2 separate regions of the Homo sapiens genome follow, and region 2 is linked to region 1. Evidence: chromatin contacts called from ENCODE Hi-C or POLR2A ChIA-PET data. All regions are on one chromosome and are shown on one strand. Each heading gives the region's core, a stretch centred on a gene start or an enhancer-like site at or near the end of the contact. The rest is flanking DNA. Distances are from core to core; before and after follow the strand shown.

Region 1 (5,049 bases), core at 630-3,129:
TTCTGTGGTACAGATGGCCAGGGGTCCCCAACTTTCCTCACTGCTCCATTAGGACTCAGCCTTAAGCCAGTGACCACTCATTCATCTGCTTTCTAGCTTCTAAAAGGTTAATGCTACGCTGGGCACGGTGGCTCACGCCTGTAATCCCAGCACTTTGGGAGGCGAAGATGGGCAGATAACTTGAGGGCAAGAGTTTGAGACCAGCCTGGCCAACATGATGAAACCCCATCCCAACTAAAAAAACACAAAAAGTAGCTGGGCATGGTGGCGCACGCCTGTAGTCTCAGCTACTGGGGAGGCTGAGGCACAAAAATCACTTGAACCCGGGAGGCAGAGGTTGCAGTGAGCTGAGATCACACCACTGCACTCCAGCCTGGGCAACAGAGTGAAACTCTACCTAAAAAAAAAAAAAAAGAGAACTTCATTTATTTACAAAAAAAGGTAGATGCAACCCAAGGGACATCATTTGTAGACAGACCCCTGATCTGGGGGAAAAAAATGCTAAAGTATTAAGAGCCGTTATCTCTTTGCTATATTTTAAAAAATGTTCTGCAATGATGTGTTATTTTCAATAAGAAAAAAGCTATTAATTTTGTAAGAGGAACACCCATGTATACATGTAGGTATACACACACACACACACCACACACACACATACACACAAAAGAATACTACTGAGCCATAAAAAATTATATATATATATACACCAAATTTTCTGTATCTAGTCATCTGTTGGTGGACACTTAGGTTGATTCCATATCTTTGCTACTGTGAATAGTGCTGTGATAACTATACAAGTACAGGTGTCTTTTGATATAATTATTTCTTTATTTTATTTTATTTTATTTTTCTGAGACTGCGTCTCACTCTGTCGCCCAGGCTGGAGAGCAGTGGCATAATCTCGGCTCTCTGCAACCTCCACCTCCCAGGTTCAAGCAATTTTCCTCCCTCAGCCTCCCGAGCAACTAGGGTTACAGGTGCCCGCCACCATGTCCGGCTAAATTTTGTATTTTTAGTAGAGACGGGGTTTTACACGTTGGCCAGAGTGGTCTTGAACTCCTGACCTCAAGTGATCTGCCTGCCTCAGCCTCCCAAAGTGCTGGGATTACAGGCGTGAGACCCCACAACTGGACTCCTTGCTAATTTTATTTATTGTTTTCAACCAATCATGTTAAGATCCTCCCAATGAAAAGCGAATCTGACTGAGTGATTTCTTTTCCTTTGTGTACATACCCAGTAGTGGGATTGCTGGAGAGACTGGCAGATCTATTTTAGTTCCTTGAGAACTCTCCAAACTGTTTTCCACAGAGGTTGTACTAATCGACATTCCCACACACAGCCGCACCCCTCATTCTGTCCACGACCTTCCCTGACTGGCTGGCTTGATGGTTCAGCTTCAGAAAGTCTGAGACATCCCATTTCTACACACACAAACATTAAAACTCTAGCAATTTGACCTAAAGCACAACAAAGAAAAACTTCATTTGTGGCCTAGGGGGCAAAAAAACCATTCTTGGCCACCATGTTGATTTCGAAACTGGTGACAGAGCCCCTCCATCAGGCAGGCCACAAGCCCATTACCGCAGGCTAGGCAAGCGAACACACAAAGCTGCCGGACTGGCCTTGTTTCAGGCCCAATCTCCAGGCAAGTGGCTATTTTAATTCTTTTTGATAAAGCTGGAAGCCAACCAACATTGGCTCTAGAGAGCTGACCTTCGGCCAGCATTTGCTTCCACTGAAGGAGGATCATCCTAAGTGCCATTGTCCAGTGAGAAGCCCTGTCCTTATACAGCACGGCAAGGGTGAGAGCTGAAATGTTTCAAGGTGACTTTGGAAATGACTTCAGGTACAATCAACAGCAGAGGTGTCAGCCAAACACCAAATGCAGTCAGCTGCCGGAGCACAAGACCAGGCAGAATAGTATCAGGAATGGAGGAAATAAACATTCTCGGCTGCCCACTATGGACTGGGCACAGGGGGCCTCTCAGTGAATCTCCACAGCCCTGTATGGAGGAGTCTGTCATCTCCAGGTTCACGATGAGGAAACCGAGGTTCAGAGAGGACCATTTACCTCCAGTTTCACAGCTGGCAAGTGGCAGAGCCCCGTTTCAAATCCAACTCTAGCTGACCTCAGAATCTAACTTCTAGGCAGAAAGACAATCTGAGATAAATGGAAGCCCCTCTATTAACTGGACTTTTAAAACATGCATTACACATATGGCCTCTTATATTCCTCTCAAATAAGAGACAAACATGTATAATGCTGAGGTTTTTTGTTTGGTTGGTTGGTTTTTTTTTTTTTTTTGAGACAGAGTCTAGCTCTGTCACCCAGGCTGGAGTGAAGTGGCACCATCTCGGCTCACTGCAACCTCTGCCTCCCAGATTCAAGCGATTCTCCTGTCTCAGCCTCCCGAGTAGCTGGGACTATAGGTGCCTGCCACCATGCCTGGCTAATTTTTGTATTTTTAGTAGAAATGGGGTTTCACTATGTTGGCCAGGCTGGTCTCGAACTCCTGACCTCAGGTGATCTGCCCACCTTGGCCTCCCAAAGTGCTGGGATTACAGGGGTGAGCCACCGCGCCCAGCCCTGAGTGCTTAACTGGGGGAAATTTTGCTCCCCGGGGAGCAATACCTGGAGACATCTTTGATTGTCACAACTTGGGGGATGCGCTACTGGCATCTAGTGGGTGGAGACCAGGGATGCTGCTCAACACCCTGCAATGCACAGGACAGCCCCACAAAGAACTGGACAGCCCCAAGTGTCAACAGAGCCGCAGTTTAGAAACTCTGGTAGACTGCGGCCATCCTCCTAGGCTTTGAAGCCAGAATCTACCGCTTATAACCTGTGTAATCCTGGGAAAGTTACTTCAATACTCCCTGCCTCAGTTTCCTCACATGATGGAATTAACAGTTTATCCCTGGACCTAGCCAAAGTAAACAGCTTGCAACACTTTAGCTACCATGTACGTCTGCAGGATAGCATTACAGGAGCCCAGGCTGGGCCATTAGGCTAGGGCCCCGGCATTAATCAGACCTTCAATTTCTTCCCTCTCTTTTCTTCTATAAAATAGAGATGGTAACGGCTACCCGCACTGCTAAGAGCTGATTCTGAGCCAGGCAATTCTGTAATTACAACTACTTCCAAACAAGAAAGCAAGAAAGAACACTGTGTAGCCCAGTAAAGGTTGATATCGTTCAAACAGCACAAAACCACGCTCTCCAGAAATGGACCCTTGGAAATTTCTCAAGCCACCTGCCCCATCAGTACCCCCTGGGATGACTACCTTGGCTAGGCCAGGGGTGAGTGGGCAAACTAGGACCCATGGGTCAAATCCACTCGGCCACCTGTTTTTGTATCTCCCACAGGCTAAGAGCGGTTTTAACTTTTTAGATTGTTTTTTGTTTTGTTTCGTTTGTTTCGAAAGGGAGTCTTGCTCTGTCGCCCAGGCTGGAGTGCAGCGGTGTGATCTCAGCTCACTGCTACCTCCACCTCTCAGGTTCAAGTGATTCTCCTGCCTCAGCCTCCCGAGTAGCTGGGACTACAGATGTGTGCTACCACGCTCTGCTAATTTTTGTATTTTTATTAGAGACAGGGTTTTACCATGTTGGCCAGGCTGGTCTTGAACTCCTGACCTCAGGGCGATCTGCCCACCTTGGCCTCCCAAAGTGCTGGGACCACAAGTGTGAGCCACCGCACCCAGCCTTATTTGTTTTTTATAGAGACAGGGTCTCCCTCTGTTGCCAGGACTACAGTGCAGTGGTGCAAAAATAGTTCACTGCAGCCTCAAACTCCTGGGCTCAAGTGATCCTCCCACCTCAGCCTCCTGAGTAGCTGGGACTGCAGGTGTGCACCACCATGCCCAACTAATTGGTTTATTTTTGTAGAGACGGGGTTTCATCATGTTGCCCAGACTGGTCTCAAACTCCTCAAGCAACCCTCCTGTCTTGGTCTTCTAAAGTGCTGGGACTATAGACATAAGCCACCATGCCCAGCCAACATTTTTAAGTCATCGAAAAAAAAAAAAAAATCAAAAGAATCCTGTTTTGTGACACATAAAAATTATATGAACTTTGAATTTCCCCATCTATAAATAATGTCTGATTGAAACACAGCCAGGCCTGTTCAATTACATAACTATGGCTTCTGGTGCAGGAAACAGCAGAGTTGAGTAGTTACAACAGAGACCACATGGCCACAAAGCCAAAAATATTTACTGTCTGGCCGTTTATAATAGCAGTCTGCTGACCCCAAGCTAGGCACGAGTTTTCAACCCTGACATGAAAAACTTTATAAGATTCTGATGTCGGGGTCCCATCAGCATGTCTAGGGGGTAGAGGTGGGGTCCCCGGCATCCAGATTTTTCAAAAATCTCCCCACCAGGAAATTCTAATGTGTAGCCAAGAGTGAAAACCCCTGATAGGTCTACAGCCAATATTTGCATGCAGGCAGCTGGCCTTTCAGAGCAGAATTGCATGGCAGTGAAATGGGACTCATTAAAAAACAACTTCTGCCTCCTCATCCCCAACTTTATTTCAAGCCCTTCTGCACTCTGATCCACAATCATTTCTCTACTCTCTGAACTGTGACCCCGTTCTCATGCCATGAAAAATCAGTCATCATTTGCGACCTCACCTTCTCAGGAGTTCTGGCTTCTTAGATGGCCCGAGCCTTCAGCACAAGATCCCAAATGCCTCCCAACTCCAGAGGGCTCTTTCATAACCGAACTCTGTCTTTACTTATTAGTTTTCATCAATGTTTGTGCTGACCCAGGGCAGTACTCAAGACCAGCGACTTCCACACAGAGTCTCAACGGACCAAGAAAGAGCCGGGCATGGTGGCTCATGCCTGTAATCCCAGCACTTTGGGAAGCTGAGTTGTGAGGATTGCTTAGCTCAAGAGTTCAAGACCAGCCTGGGAAACATGGTGAAACCCTGTCTCTCTAAAAAATACAAAAATTAGCTGGGTGTGGTGGCGCATGCCTGTGGTCCCACTACTTGGAAGGCTGAGGTGAGAGGACTGCTTGAGCCCGGAGGCTGAGGCTGTAATGA
Region 2 (5,191 bases), core at 861-3,360, 470 kb after region 1:
TTGGTAGAAAATCCTACATTTCTTGACCCTTTCTTTCACTTTCAGTGTGAATTTGGCAAAATTGGTATTTTCCTTGATTGTTATGGGGAAAAGAACTAGAATAAGCACTGTTTTATATTTTAGAATCATTGTTTTAACTAGATCAACATGGCGTCTTTCGTTTGTATCATCTTTAGGAAAAAGCAGTGACTTCTGTCACGTTGATGGAAATGAGACTGCAGAATGTCAGCAGATCGTACGTGGATAGTCCCCTTCATGAACAGTGTCTCTGTTTTTTCACTTGGTAGGGTGGGATCATTCCTCTGTTCTACAGTTGTAGAAATTGAAACCAAATTGAGTGGTTGTCCAAGACCGTGAGGTTGTTTGTGAATTAGAACTTAGGTTGCTGAGTCCTTATTTGATTTGTACATGTATATTTTTATTAATTTTTTTTCTACTGAGTGTGAACGAATTTTTCTTTAGGGGGGAGGATATAGAATCTGTGGTTTAGCCGGGCGCGGTGGCTCAAGCTTGTAATTCCAGCGCTTTGGGAGGCCGAGGCAGGTGGATCACCTGAGGTCAGCAGTTTGAGACCAGCCTGGCCAACATGGTGAAACCCTGTCTCTACTAAAAATACAAAAATTAGCTGGGCATGGTGGCACACGCCTGTTATCGCAGCTAATCGGGAGGCTGAGACAGGAGAATGGCTTGAACACAGGAGGCAGAGGTTGCAGTGAGCTGAGATAGCACCATTGCACTCCAGCCTGGGCGACAGAGCAAGACTCTGTCTCAAAAAAAAAAAAAAAAAAAAAGCTGTGGTCTAATGGACACTGAATCCTTTGCATTCTTTCTCTGGGATTAGAGAGTTTAATAACAAAAACAGTAACTTGACAGGGCTTTCATTCTGTCAGCTCAGAGAATTGTCTTAGGTTTGGAAAGTACTTGGTCTATACCATGCCTTGTGAGGACACAGTGACAGTGATGAAATCGCAGCAGTTCACATTTGTTGAGGGCTTCCTTTAAGTGCCAGGCGCCGTGCTGATAAGTGCCTTCTTTCATGGGCTACTTGAGAGGGAATGGCAGTCTCCTGACAGTGCTTTTCTGTGTGATCCACAGTCTTTGCCAGCACCTGCTGGATTTGCATTGGCTGCATGTCTGCCTTACTGTGCATTGCTGACAGGCAATTTCCATTTCTACACATTGTGGTACTCTGTTTTAGACAACAGTGGCAGTGCCGGTAGCCCTTTGTACAGATGTGGACATTTGGCACTTGGTAGCTTTGGTGTTAGGGGCAGAGGATTTTGTTCAGAGCCAGCCAGTGTCCTGACATGTCGTGGGATGCCCATTCACTGCCTCCTGAAATAGATTGTCTGATGCCTGGAGCACCTTCAACTGCCAAGTGTATGGGCCGTGAAAAGCTGGGGGACAGGACTGGGAGGGGTGGAGGATGCAGGGGGAGGGCACCAGGTGCAGAACAATGACTTCCAAATTATGTCACGAGCTGCCAGCCACACGAGCACGGCCTGGCCTCATTACCACATGAAGTGCCACAGAAGGGCCTTTTCATTTTCTCCTAGTGACTGTGTTATCCACAGTTTTGCTGGGAGGGGTGGGGTGGGCACCCTGCTCACCCCCAGTTAACAATGGAGCACAAAGTCCTGGCAGAAGGAACTTCCCAATGTACCCCGGGGCTATTTTTGATGACAGTGAGTGGCTGTGACTCACTGAATGTGTGCCCTGGCAGATGATGGTTTCCACCCCACCCCCTCCCCTGGAGATGAGCAGGCAGCCTTTGTGCGTTTCCTTGGCCAGCTTCTCCTGCTGCTGCAGTTCACTGATATGTCCACAGCAGCCGGCCCGCAGGCCTGACAGGGCTCTGACAGTGGTTTTTACCATATATGGCCATCAGAGCGCTGTGGCTGTCAGCCGGCCAGGATAATTTCCTTCCTTTGCTTTGATTGGCTGCACGGGTGGCTCAGAGAATGGTGGGATCTGGGAGTGTGTGGTGAAGAGAAGCCACTGAGTCAAGTGCAAAGAACGTTTAACTCTTTACTGGGTTTGTGGAGCGTGCCAGTCTGTGCTAAGCAGGCTGACAATTGCTGCCAGCAGAAGCCCTCAGTGTGTAAACATGGTAACCCCAGTCTGGGAAAGCTGCTGTATCTCCGGTAAAGAAAGGTATCTGAACACACATTACTCTGAAATAAACTCAAGGTGTCATGAACACATTTCTGGAGTCACGGTTTTGCCCAGAAGCCACCTTATAACCACATGTAGCAAATCATCTGCTCCTGCCAAGTTGAATATCTTCGCCCATTAGGGGTGGGACCTGAGTTGAGTCTGGGGAAGAATGAGCTGAGAGGGCATGTGATGGGACACATGTCTGCTTTCTTGGAGGAACGGTGACTTGGGTTTCATTTCTGGCTGACTGAATTGAGTCTATACTGCAGTCCTCTTGCTTGTGTGGAACTGACTCAGCCATGGAGCCCAAGGCATTAGCCCCTCCCACCCCCCAAAAAAAGTTGTAATATTTTTCTATTTATCATCTCCACCATCCAAGGAGGGTGGATTTTCATTCTGAGACCTGTGGATTAAACCAATGCAGAGCTGCAATGGGAAGGGTTAGCCCTGGAGCTCTTCAGCGTTCACAGAGGGTTTCAGTAGATCAATCTCCAATGTCATTTGCTTACTACGAGGGCTTAGACAACCAGTTTCTCTATTTTCTGATTTGATATTGAATGCTTTAATTTTCCATATTGCATTTACATCTGTAGTTCTTCTGCTTTTCAGCTTTTGCTTTCTAGCTCAATTTTATTTTAACTAGATTCTACCTCATCTTGGGTTCCAAGTTTTTATTTGTTCTCAGCCCAGAAGCATCATATGGAATTACTTGTCTGCAATAATGAGCAGAAAGCATTAGGTTTTCACTTTATAAATTCTTTAAGTCAGGAAGTTAGGAAATACAGCTACTCTGGTTGCTATCGCATATTTGGGCAAGGTTGAGTAAGGAAATGTTAACTTTTCCGTGTTTTTGCTTTCTGATAATAAAATGTTTGTAGTTTTACAATAACTTCCCTCAAGTTCTTAATTGATTTTAAAATATGGTCTATTCAGTATTAAACCCAGTTTTTAGAGAGGATCTGTGATGCAAAAATTATTTGCTTGGCATTTTCACTTCTGTCCAAAAAGACTGCTGTTTTTTACTCACAGGCAGGTGAAGTCTCTGTAGGCCCATACTCCCTCTCCCCAGCAGCTTTTGTTTCTAGCTTACCTTACCTTACAGGGTAACTCAATCTGTAGGGTTTATTCCAGAGCACCTCCTTTTACCTCAAGGATGGTATTTCTGGTTCCCTTAAAGTAAAGCCTCCTCAGAATGTTTTATTCCTGGGCCATGAGCTGTCACTCTCAGGGACCAGCCTGTGCACAAGTCATATATTGTGTGCACCCGTCTTTTTGGTCTGCTGCTGAGTCTCTGTTTTCCATGCCGCTGTCCCCTTGTCCCATGACCACAATCACTCTAGCTCCTCCCCGTGGAGCAGCAGGGGCTTAAGAAATTCAAACAAAACATGTATCCACATAAATAATACTGTCATAAGAAAAAGGAAGTTGAAAAAAATGGAAAACCCACTTCAATAGATACGCTTTTGACTCCTTTGAACTCTGCACAGTGTGAATGGAGCCCTTATGCTTGGGCTGAAAACTTTTCCTCTACTTCTGAGCACATGTGTGACTTAACATTCTCCTTGCTGAGTTGAAGAATTCTCAGTATGTATCACCCAAAGCCAAAAATAAGTTATGATTGAAATTTGGGCACATAAAGTGATTTTGATACTCATTTTTTCCTAAAATGAAAACTTAGATGAATATTAGGTAGGGGTTTGAACAATGTGGAAATCTTTTAACTGTTCTTTGAGTCAGGTCATGTAAAGTATCTTTGTTTGCCTTCCCCAGGATGGGGTGGGGGCTCTTAGGCCCTTACATCTTCGGGTGGTGTAACCAGTCTGGATAATAGGCATAGAGGACTGCAGATCAGGAGATGGAAAAGTACTGGAAGTGAGACAGCTGCCTGAGTTGGATTAGATAAGGGAAACCGTGTAGAAAGCAGTCTGAATCCAGCACCCTAGGAAGGTGTGGGTTTATATGATACACTCCAGAATGCAAACTTGAAAGAAATTGTGTGTGGGATACCTTGAGCTTCTTAAAGGGGAATATTTGATTTGACTTATCACTCGAATGAATGTGTCACTTTTTATCACCATGGGAATTTATTACTTTGTGAAAACATACATTAGTTATGAGAAAGAGTAGGCCTGCTGGGTAAAGCGTTGTGCGACTTTAACATAATGTTACATTTCCTTTCTTGCAGGAACCAGTGATTATCAGATTGATCCATCTTTTTTTGTTTTTTCAGAGATGGAGTCTCGCTCTGTTGCCCAGGCTGGAGTGCAGTGGTGCGATCTCAGCTCACTGCAACCTCCGCCTTCCGGGTTCAAGTGATTCTCCCACCTCAGCCTCCCAAGTAGCTGGGATTACAGGTGCCCAACACCATGCCCGGCTAATTTTTTTTTTTTTTTTTTCTGAGACAGAGTCTCATTCTGTCGCCCAGGCTGGAGTGTAGTGGTACGCTCTCAGCTCACTGCAACCTCCGTCTCCCAGGCTCAAGCAATTCTCCTGCCTCAGCCCTCCCGAGTAGCCGGGATTACAGGCATGTGCCACCACAACGGGCTAATTTTTGTATTTTTAGTAGAGACGAGATTTCACCATTTTGGCCAGGCTGGTCTCGAACTCCTGACCTATCTGCCTGCCTTGGTTTCCCAAAGTGCTGGGATTACAAGTGTGAGCCACCGTGCCCGGCCTGTATTTTTAGTAGAGATGAAGTTTCACCGTGTTGGCCAGGCTGGTCTTGAACTCCTGACCTCAGATGATCCACCTGCCTCGGCCTCTCAAAGTGCTGGGATTACAGGTGTGAGCCACCGTGCCCAGCTTAGATTGATCCATTTTAACACCAATTGGTAGTGTCTTCAACCACAAACCAATATGTGGGTCAGAAATAATTATGTGAGGAATCATTCTTACATGAAGAAACAGTCATTCTGAATGATCTTTTGTAATATGTAGGACATATTGGAAGCAAAATTCCCAATGTTGAATTTCGAGAGTTTGGGAAGGTGAACATGGCTGCGGTACATGTGTAATACACCACTAGCTGCTTTAA

The links. A loop is a pair of places that touch in the nucleus more often than their neighbours do. ChIA-PET counts read pairs that join two places held with the same protein, here RNA polymerase II (POLR2A). Pooled maps may share reads with other maps.
Region 2: a loop to region 1 is called in a map of prostate gland, with 3 times the contacts of the local background. The contact joins two enhancer-like sites. A Hi-C loop is called at or near these places in 1 of 168 maps with a recorded cell type or tissue (prostate gland) and 3 of 50 pooled maps. POLR2A ChIA-PET finds 5 or more read pairs at or near these places in 1 of 52 experiments (T-cell).

Annotation. Positions count from the first base shown.
Region 1 is chr12:109,157,346-109,162,394 of GRCh38, reverse strand. All of the region lies in intron 2 of ACACB (acetyl-CoA carboxylase beta), which reads right to left. Among named protein-coding and RNA genes, the nearest start is that of ACACB, 43 kb to the right of the region's middle. Within about 2 kb of position 1,879, at least 6 of the 41 ENCODE cell types and tissues checked have a DNase peak (open chromatin) inside an H3K27ac peak, as active enhancers do.
Region 2 is chr12:108,688,395-108,693,585 of GRCh38, reverse strand. All of the region lies in intron 2 of CORO1C (coronin 1C), which reads left to right. Among named protein-coding and RNA genes, the nearest start is that of CORO1C, 41 kb to the left of the region's middle. RefSeq lists enhancers at 1-36, 750-1,431, 1,659-1,953, 1,432-2,113, 1,904-2,183. Within about 2 kb of position 2,110, at least 41 of the 41 ENCODE cell types and tissues checked have a DNase peak (open chromatin) inside an H3K27ac peak, as active enhancers do.